2 separate regions of the Homo sapiens genome follow, and region 2 is linked to region 1. The links are chromatin contacts, found by Hi-C or POLR2A ChIA-PET in ENCODE. All regions are on one chromosome and are shown on one strand. Each heading gives the region's core, a stretch centred on a gene start or an enhancer-like site at or near the end of the contact. The rest is flanking DNA. Distances are from core to core; before and after follow the strand shown. Region 1 has its middle 42 kb from the start of UBE2E1. Region 2 overlaps UBE2E2 (ubiquitin conjugating enzyme E2 E2).

What was found. Hi-C counts contacts between places; a loop is a spot of excess contacts on that map. ChIA-PET counts read pairs that join two places held with the same protein, here RNA polymerase II (POLR2A). Pooled maps may share reads with other maps.
Region 2: a loop to region 1 is called in a map of OCI-LY7, with 5 times the contacts of the local background. The contact joins two enhancer-like sites. A Hi-C loop is called at or near these places in 2 of 168 maps with a recorded cell type or tissue (GM12878 and OCI-LY7), 28 of 37 single-sample maps with no recorded cell type and 6 of 50 pooled maps. POLR2A ChIA-PET finds 5 or more read pairs at or near these places in 3 of 52 experiments (GM12878, OCI-LY7 and activated CD4-positive, alpha-beta T cell).

What each region holds. Positions count from the first base shown.
Region 1 is chr3:23,761,768-23,766,933 of GRCh38, forward strand. No RefSeq gene overlaps it. Among named protein-coding and RNA genes, the nearest start is that of UBE2E1, 42 kb to the right of the region's middle. RefSeq lists a silencer at 1,499-1,548. Within about 2 kb of position 1,369, at least 11 of the 41 ENCODE cell types and tissues checked have a DNase peak (open chromatin) inside an H3K27ac peak, as active enhancers do; they include OCI-LY7, where a contact is called at or near this core.
Region 2 is chr3:23,589,153-23,594,384 of GRCh38, forward strand. It overlaps UBE2E2 (ubiquitin conjugating enzyme E2 E2), which reads left to right. Exons shown (of 6, transcript NM_152653.4): 6 at 582-2,642. The coding sequence ends at 679. Among named protein-coding and RNA genes, the nearest start is that of UBE2E1, 210 kb to the right of the region's middle. RefSeq lists enhancers at 634-1,133, 4,700-4,749, 4,770-4,879. Within about 2 kb of position 1,964, at least 2 of the 41 ENCODE cell types and tissues checked have a DNase peak (open chromatin) inside an H3K27ac peak, as active enhancers do; they include OCI-LY7, where a contact is called at or near this core.

The DNA of each region.
Region 1 (5,166 bases), core at 119-2,618:
GGGGTGGATGTGGAGGACATATGTTGGTTTTCCTGCCCACCAGTGCCACCACTTACAGTGTTCAGGTGTCTGTCACACAGCACAATGTTGTCCTGCCAAGGAGTCAATTGAGTCAATATCCACCTTTAGTTCTGCTCACTCAACTATCTGTCCTAGGTGTGGGTTTTCTTCTGCCCAGAGGAAGGCAGGTCAAAGGTGCCATCTGCTCCCCAAGAAGTGGGGGCATAGGTCTGCATCAGCCTGGAGGGGGTGCCTGTTTCCAACTCACAAGGGTCCCACATAGGCTAGCTATGGCATCTTGCATCCATCCCTTCTTCTTTTGAAGCTGAAACACAATTTTCTTTCGTGGAGTCAGGCCCTACCCAATCTCAGTCCTGTGGTTTGATGGAGCAGACCCCACTCTCATCTTCAGGAATGGACCACTGACCCAAGCCTGTAGCCATTTTAAGGATGGGCACCTGACTTAGTGAGAATAACTACAGAATTATTGCTGGAACTGTTGATACCAAGCCAATCCTTTTCTTGGAGTTGCTAATCTCGGGAGAGGTGGAGGGAGCAGAAAAGAAGATAGCATTGCAAGAAGCCTCGGAATCAGTTGAGTCTGACCAGATTCGTCTTCTTATGGTTAGTTATACGAACCAATTCTCTGTTTTACTCAGGCTGGGTTAGGTTGACTCTCCCTGGCAACCAAGAGAATTCTCACCAATACAATGAGAAAGCGGAAGTTTCACCTTAAATGAAAGCTCCTCTAGCATCCTCTAGCAGATTTGTCAAGAGATCGTTCCAAATCTGAACCCATCCTAAAAAGGCATCCCTGTCCCCCCGGGCTTGTTGGAAAGACAGGATTGTGAAGGGCCTGTCCCACAGGCATGTAAATTACGTTGAGGTTTATTTGCCTACACTTGCAATATCTATTCTTTCACTTCTGGTGGTTCTAGAAGATGCTGGAGCACTTATCCCTCAGGTCACTAACAACACTGTCAAGAAAAGACCCACATTTTAAATTCCATTTAGTCCATTTCTGCAGAGCTGGGTAACCAAATGAGACAGCCATGGAAAATATATGACTTCCATTATTATGACGTGGAAAACAGAGCTGTCTAATTGCTTTTGTCCACTGGTGTATAAAGATTGAGACCAGATGTGTTTAAAAAAAAAAAAAGGAAAAGAAAGAAAGAAAAAAAAGGGCTTGAGTTGGCCGTTGCTTTGAACAAAGCAGTCTGATTTCCTCTCTTTCTCTCTCTCTCTCTCTCTGGGAAAGACGACATGAAAGTGTTTTAACTGCTTGTAATTTTTCATAGCCTCGTTGATTTTGCTTTTCACAGAAGATGAAATTGTGAAATTGGCCTTGAAAACTTTATTTTCGCTTTCCTCAATTCAAAGGGACAATTGTGGAAGGAAAGAACTGAGCTGCTTGCCAGACCCAGCGCACTCCTTTTTCTCTGGACAGCTGCTGCTTTGCAGAGGGTCGTGGGAGGAGGTGAGTCCTAACGCAGATCAGACCCTCCTTCCCTCAGCCAGCCGCTGGGGAGTAGAGTCTTCGCATGTAAATCCACAGGAATGGATGAGATGATGATCGGCTTTAAATAGAACCACCCAGGGCCCAGCTTCTGTGTTTCATTTTCCAGAAGAGCCCCTAAATCTGCTTCAACATTTTTTTAACCTCTCCAGTTATTTTTAGCACACGCAGCCAACAGAGCTCAGCAGGCCCGTGGAGGCGCTAACATGTCCCCCAGTTCATCTCCTTCTGCAAAGGTGCATTTGAAGCATGAAAAATAAAAAATAAAAAATACGTGCGGACCCAAAGAGGTGATGATTTAGAAGCCAGGTTACATGGCCCTGCTGCTCTGTATCAAGCGAGTGCTGCCCACTGGAAATACAATTCTTTTAAAGATTATATCATTATTTTCAAAATTAATTTTTGAGGCCGGGCGCGGTGGCTCACGCCTGTAATCCCAGCACTTTGGGGGACCGAGGCGGGCGGATCACGAGGTCAGGAGATGGAGACCATCCTGGCTAACACGGTGAAACCCCGTCTCTACTAAAAACACAAAAATTAGCCGGGCATGGTGGCAGGCGCCTGTAGTCCCAGCTACTGGGGAGGCTGAGGCAGGAGATTGGCATGAACCCGGGAGGCGGAGCTTGCAGTGAGCCGAGATCGCGCACTGCACTCCAGCCTGGGCGACAGAGCGAGACTCCATCAAAATAATAATAATAATAATAATAATTATTATTATTATTATTATTATTATTGTCTGAAGACTAATAAGAGTATGCATGGTAGATTGGGAAAAGAGGAGGCTCCCACAGCAGCAATTTCCTGAGGGTCGCAGTAACCATGGATCACGGTGTTGAGCCAAACCTGGGAAATGGGAAGGAACGGAAGCAGGATTCCTCCAGAAAACCTCATAGGGCTTCTGCAGCCCCGCTCCCAGTGGCCAGCAGAGTCACTTTCTCATTTACTGGAGAAGTTGGTAATTTACTGCTCCCTATGCAGGGGTTTCCCTCCCATTCCAGGGTCTGAAGCTATGTAGTTGCATCTCAGAATATTTACAGGGATCTCATAGTTCCACAGGGGTCTTTGCTATTCTCTGCTAGAGCCCCCCATAGTTCATCTCTAATTGGGGCAAAATAAATACTTTTAATTAATTTCCCTCACATTTTTATAGGCAACAAATCCTCAGTGATACCATAGAGAAGAAAAGATTGTGCAAAAGAATGTAAGATGCTAAATGCTTCTGCTGGAATGGGTAAGTTTCCCCAGCACTTACTCCACACATCCATTTCCCTGTACTTATGTGTATTATCATTCCAAATCAGGGCTCCACAAAATCCAGGCCTCCCTTTTCTCCCAGTGCCCTTGGCTTTCAATTAATTCTGACATGATTTCCATAGGGAGTGATTAATGTGTAGCATGAATGGGAACAGCCATTACAGAGCAATTGCAGTGGAGAAGACTGGGCTCATTGGTGCTGTACTTAGGAGCCAGGTGACCTTGGGCAAGTAATTTAGCCTCTATTAGCCCCGACTTCCTCCTCCATGGAATGGACTCCTTTGCAGCATTGTTATAAGGATTAAAGGAGAAGGCCAGGCGCAGTGGCTTACGCCAGTAATCCCAGCACTTCGGGAGGCCAAGGCGGGCGATCACCTGAGGTCAGGAGTTCCAGACCAGCCTAACCAACGTGGCAAAACCCCATCTCTACTTAAAAAAAAAAAAAGCAAGACAATTAGCCAGGCATGGTGGTGCCAGCCTGTAATCCCAGCTACTCGGGAGGCCGAGGCAGGAGAAACATTTGAACTCAGGAGGTAGAGGTTGCAGTGAGCTGAGATCATCCCACCGCACTCCAGCCTAGGCGAAAGAGCAAGACTCCATCTAGAAAAAAAAAAATTAAACGAGAAAATGAAAGTGGTGCTCAACGAATAGGACTGCTACTATGATTAAATCATTGCCAGAGCCTCCTTAGAACATGACCCCAGGATTCATGCTGTATGTCCCCTTAAAAGTGTGACTACCTTACAGGGAGTTTGGCACTTTGATAAATGGAACACAGGCTCGGGTACAATGTGAAACCCAGGATTCCATTGCATTCTCCTCCAAGGGCCTGTGCAAGAGAGGTCTGCTCAAATATGCTCCTTCTAAGGGAGGCTGTTGCTCCACCAGCTCGCTAGAGACACTGAACGAACAGGGCTTGGAGGACAGGTTTTGAATCTTGTGGCGCTACCCACCCTTCCCACCTTTCCAAGACACCAACATATCAGATCAGGGAGAGACGCCTAACCTAATACCAGCACTTTCTCAGGCAGGCCAGCAACCTTTGAATACTTGGGAATTTGAATTGTGAAACCTGGAAAGACGTCCCCATAACAGTGGGGTCCAAAGCTGAGGGTCATGAAGTTGGGAGTAAAGAGAAATCCTGGGAAGCAAGAACAGCTAGAGGAAGAATGATAGAGCAGGCCTGTTCTCCAGTTCTCCCTTCTGTCTACCTATCTTTTTAGCACAAATCGCCTTTCTCCCGGGGCAGAGGAAATAAGGAGCGCTCCATGCCTCATGGAGTGAGCTGAATTATGGCCCCAAAAAGACATGTCCACATCTTAACCCCTGAAACCTGTCAATGTGACCTTATTTGGAAAAAGCATTTTTACAAATGTAATTAAGTTAAGGCTCTTGAAATGAGATCATCTTGGATTATCTGGGTGGGCCCTAAATCCAATCGCAAGTGTTCTCAGAGAGACAGAAAAGGAGAAAACATGGAGAGACACAGGAAAGAAGGCAGATGAAAGATGAACACTGCGTTTGGCATAAAGCAGAGAATCAGTAAAGCTTTAGCTTTCTTTTTCTTCTTCTTTCTTCTATTTTTTGAAACAGAGTCTTGCTGTGTCACCCAGGCTAGTGTTCAGTGGCGCAATCTTGGCTCACTGCAAGCTCCACCTCCCGGGTTCACGCCATTCTCCTGCCTCAGCCTCCCAAGTAGCTGGGACTACAGGTGCCCGCCACCATGCCAGGCTAATTTTTTGTACTTTTTAGTAGAGACGGGGTTTTACCGTGTTAGCCAGGATGGTCTCAATCTCCTGACCTCGTGATCTGCCCGCCTCGGCCTCCCAAAGTGCTGGGATTACAGGTGTGAGCCACTGCGCCTGGCCCTTTTTCTTCTTCTTTTTGAGACAGTCTCACTCTGTTGCTCAGGCTAGAGCGCAGTAGCACAATCACTGCTCACTGCAGCCTCTATCTCCAGGCTCAAGCAATCCTCCTACCTCAGCCTCCCAAGTAGCTGGGACTACAGGTGTGCAGCACCACTCCTGGCTAATTTTTTTTTTTTTTTTTTTTTAAGTAGAGAGGGGATCTCATCATGTTGCCCAGGCTGGTCTCGAACTCCTGGGCTGAAGCTATTCTCCTGCCTTGGCCCCTCAAAGTGCTGAAATTGTAGGCATCCCACAGGCCAAAGCTTTGTCTGAGATGAGAGAAAGCCTGATCCTGAGCCTGGCAGTCCTCCAGAAACAGTGCATCTCAGAGATCCTTGAACTAACATCCAGTCATGCAAAACGATATCTTATAGTCTCTCGTCTCTCCAGGAGGTAGATTTCCCCCTTTGTCCTTTGTCTTCCTTTCTTTTTCTTTCTTTTTTTTTTTCCGAGATGGAGTCTTGCTCTGTTGCCCAGGCTGGAGTA
Region 2 (5,232 bases), core at 714-3,213, 170 kb before region 1:
CACCTGTAATCCCAGCACTTTGGGAGGCTGAGGCAGGAGGATAACTTGAGCCCAGGAGTTTGAGACTATCCTGGACAACATAGTGAGACCCCCAAAATTACAAAAAAAAATTTGAAAATTAGCCAGGTGTTGTTGCACACACCTGTGGTCCCAGCTACTCAGGAGGCTGAGGCAGGAGGAGGATTGCTTGATCCCAGGAGGTCAAGGCTACACTGAGCTGTGATCATGCCACTGCACTCTAGCCTGAGTGACAGAGCAACACCCTGTCTCAAAAGAAAAAAAAAAAAACCAATACGAGGGGAGCAAGGTGAGAAGTATGTGGTGGGTACAGGGAAAGAGAATAAGACTTGTCAAGAAATATGACAAGAGCTATCAGTAAAATACAGATAGGTGACTCTTGGGGCAGCTGGTGTGAAATGTAGTCTGTCAGCAGCAGGTGACTGGCTCAGCCGCAGCAATGGTGGTCCAGGTTAGAACAGCAGCTTCTCATCTCCTACCCTCCCACTCCTTGCCAGCTTTCTGAACACTTCTTCCCCCACAGTGCTGGTATTTACTGACTCCCAACTCTGCTTTCCTTGCAGCTGACCCTCTGGTGGGCAGCATCGCCACACAGTACATGACCAACAGAGCAGAGCATGACCGGATGGCCAGACAGTGGACCAAGCGGTACGCCACATAGGGGCCTGCTGCCTGCCGCCCCGCGGGACCTGTGCAAGCACATTCACCAAGTGCATCGGTAGCCCTGCCCACCCCTCCAGACCTCGGTTCTTATTTTCCTATTTTTATTAAATTTGGAACCATTTTGTGATGGTATGTTGTCCATCTTCCCATCCCAGTTCTTCCTGCCCCCCTTCCTCTCTCCCACGCTCTCTTTTATCTCTCATTTTATTCCCTTGTTGATTTCTGTTAACTTGAAAGATTTGGGATTTTTTCCCACCTCATCATAGATGGGAACTTTTGTTTTCAGTGCAAACAATGTTGGAGCTGTAATAGTAAGAGCTTTCTTACAAAGCTTTGTATTACTGTGTGGTTTTGTTTTTTTTGTTGTTGTTTATTTGATTTTGATTTTTTTTTCTTTTATGTGATCTTTGGGAAAACACATTCAGAATTATATCTCGTTTCTACTTAAATGTAGTGCTTAGGGTTAATTTTTTGTACTGAAGTCTTTATTGGTGGGTGCATGCTACTGGGAACAAGTTTTTGTACAAAAGCTTCAATCAGAATCACTGTGCATTACTGAGACTCTGTTTATCACTAGCCTTCTGTCCCTCCCGCAGAAGACTGTTGGATTGAACAAAATAATATGTATTTTGATTTACTTAAAGTGCTTGTAAATTTCTTAGGGACCTGCCACTTTTGACTGTGGATCAGTTGATGTACACTTGTATTATTAAAGCACTCAATAAATCACTGTGGCTGATAACTGCACTTCTGGTAACCCGACATTTGCTTTGTGTCCTGGTGACCGCTGTAGCCCTACGTGCAGTGAGGCTTGTCTAATTCAATTACAGGTTCAAGTGTATTTTTCATCTCAAACCTCTAATATTTCTTTGGAGTTGAGTTGCTTAGCATGTGGAATTTCTCCAGCTGTCAGTAGCCTGATGATTTTATGGTTGTTATAGTAAATTGCTATCATTTTACATATTGACTGGGCATTCTTTCTGTTACAGCCTTCTTTATCAACAATTAAAATATGTAACTCCAAAAATAGCCTTCTTGTGAAAGTGAAGTCTGAGCTAATCATTGTGTTCAGCCACTTTCAACTTTATTTCTCTCAAAATTGTTACAGTGATTGCCCTCAAGCTTTGTATTGTTCATTTTTGTTGTTGTTGTTGTTGTTGTTGCTGCTCTTTTTTCTCCATGATTTTAGCAAAAGAAGTAAACTCAACTGTATTGGTCACGGTCAGCCCATTCAATGACAAGGGTGTCTGTCTGGCTTCACCTTCAGGCTATTTTAGTGTGCAGCTATAGGAGGCAGAGGAAACGTGGGTGGTGTAGTTTCTAAAACACGCTGACTTGCTGATTGATAATTCAGGGTTATTAGTGTAACAAAGCGTAGTGGAAACTCCTACTCCTGCTGCACCATACAGTTACAGACCCTACCATACTCTTGGTCTCATTTAAGGAACCATTAACACCTTCACTGCTGAAAAGCAGGATTTATAAGCATAAGTCATCCACCTCTAAATATTTTAACATTTAAAATGCCTGATTCAAAAGATACAGTTTTTGTTGTTTTTAACTAGTTAAAAATAAATCCTAAGAAAATATATTTAAATATTGCAAATGCCACTTCTAAACCAAAATACCTGAGAATATTTTTTGTCTTTTTAATAACGATTTTACCATTCATTTTATTTAAAAACATTTCTCAGCATAGCAGGGCACTGTATGGTCTCTGATGCACTACTCAACCCTCTAGTTGTAGTAGAGGGAGCCACAGACAGTACATAAATGCATTGGGCAGAGCTATATTCCAGTGAAACTTTATTTACCACCATAGGCATGGGATTTGGCCCATGGGTTGTAGTTTGCCAATCCCTGACACAGACCAACATAGACTGGGGGCTGGATGAAAAACAAATAACGATGTGTCATTTCTTTCTTTAACATAAAATAAATTCAATATGGTACAACACTGATTTTTGGAAAGTTGCTCAGAATGTTTAATTGCCTACAGTTTCTCACCACAAAGTTTTTTATTTTTACTTCAGATTTTAAAATTCAGCACTAAAGGCATTGAACCATTGAAAATAAAATTTTATTAAACTGCTTTTTTCCCCTACTTTTGGCTGATTAAACCAGACCCATAATACTAATACTTTAAAGACAATCTTTATAGGCAGTTTTTAAATTAAATTTTTTTTTTTTTGGTCTGTAGCAACAAGGTCTCACTGTGTTGCCCAGGCTGGTCTCAAACTCCTGGCCTCAAGTGATCCTCTCACCACAGCCTCCAAAACTGCTAGGATTATATAGGCTTGAGCCACTGTAGCCAGCCAACACACATTTTAAGTGATAAATATATTACATTGCACATTTCACATCTACTTGTACATCAGACCATTTAAAAATGTGTTATTAGGCCAGGCTTGGTGGCTCACACCTGTAATCCTAGCTTGGGACGCCGAGGTAGAGATTGCTTGAGCCCAGGATTTCGAGACCAGCCTAAGCAACATGACAAAACCCAGGCTCTACAAAAAAATACAAAAATGAGCTGGGCATGGTGGTGCACGCCTGTAGTCCCCGCCACTCGGGAGGCTTAGGTCAGAGGATCACCTGAACCCAGGAAGTCGAGGCTGCAGTGAGCCATAATTGCGCCAGTGCACCCCAGCCTGGGCAACAGAGCAAGACGCTGTCTCAAAAACAAAACAAAATTTGTGATATTTAGGAACCAAAGATTACAACAACTCTAGTAGGAATTCTAGTCACTGACCTGTTTGTTTTCCTGTGACCCATTTTTAGGTTTAATGCCCATCTGTGATATGAAGAGGCTGTAAAACTTCTCTCCCCAACTTTATGATTTATTCATACTTCATGACAAATGTACACAGCCCTCAAAATGTAAAAGCTAGAGAAACTCCAGAGAAACCAACAAACTTAGTAGAGCTGAAGTCTAGATTTCAAATAACATGGTCATTTTACTTGAAATCTGTAATTGCAGCAGGCAATACAATTCCAATAAATTTTTTAAAATGCATGTAAAATAAGATTTAAGAGTAATTTGACACTCAGTAAACAAAATTGTTTAGCTTAAAAATACAGGGATAACATTTCTAAAATTTAGGAATTATTTTGTACCATAATAATGCTGAATTTTTCACACTAGTTACTGCTAGATATAGTATTTGTAGCTATGTTAGATAAAATGTTGGCAGATCCTTGACTGAGGCAAGACCATTGGTTATTGAGGAAATGGTTTGAGATTATATTTGTTGATCTTAAATCATTCAAAACGTTGTGTCCTTAATTTGTCATCAAGCTGCAAACAAGGGGAAGATTTTTATCTGTTCTACAGGAATCCACTGATGATAGCAACTGCAGAAGTAGTCAGTCTTTTCTTCTTATTCCAAGATTAGGAAGTAAACATAGAAGTTCATCACGTAAACTTATTTAGGAATTAAAAAGAAAGGAAATAATATGTATTCAGGATGTACTATACCAGGCTATAATAAGTCATCTAATAAAAGCTCAGCCTACCTTTTAAGGGTGTAGGTGGCCCTCAGTCGCAAAAAGCTAACCAGGTGCCAAAGCGAGATTCCCATTCAAGCATGTGACACCAGAGCCCTTACTGTCAACGACAAAACCACATAAACCTTTCCTTTGACTATGAGGGCATACCATAAAAATGAATTGGCATAATTCAGTCTTAGAGTCAAGGAGGAGCACAATTCCTAGGTGGTGGGGTTTTGCCATCTTCAAAAAATGGGAAAAAAAAATGTTGAAGAAAATGTGGACTTGATATTAGATGGGAGACCAAACAGGAGGGACCAGCATTCTGATCTTAGAGGTACTGCATGCAGATTTGATCAGCCATGGGGAAACAGGTCAGTTGGAAAACCCCTGAACTTCTCTGCATCTCAGTACTGCAATAAGAGGGGTGTTAATTATTGTCAGGCATGGCAACTTTTTGATGTCTGTATCTTTAAAAAGAGAGGTCTTCATACTTAATACTGAAAACAGTTGAAATTGCACCCAAAAAGCCCTACCAGATATCCTGACCACCTGCATTTTATTTCAAGGTAGCTTTGTAACTGTCAAAATGTCCTTACTGTACAGAACACTTTCATATGTGGACCAGGACTGCGAGCCGAATGAGCACACCCTATACCTCAGCTAGTCCTAGAATTGTCCTCAGAGGCATTGAAGAGCTGACCTAGTTATATTCTGAACCCTAACATTTTAAGCTACATCAGATCTGGAATCTTTGGGAGTTGAGACCATCAAGGAGCTTAGAGTAGCTTGGCCTCTGAGGACCTTCCATGGTAGCCATGCGTTTCCCCACATCCATGCCGCCACCTTGGGAGCCAACTGGAACATTCATTCTCTGTTAAGTAGAAGGAATGTTCACATTCCTTTCACTCTCACGTTCCCCCATGAGCACTGGTAATGTGGGTTAAGGTTATCTTAAAACAGAATGTCTTACGTCTCAGGAACCCCTTGGTCCTGGACAAACCAAGACTGTTGGTCACATGAGCTTTTGTGCTCAGAGTACCAAGGTTAAGATCTTAGGCA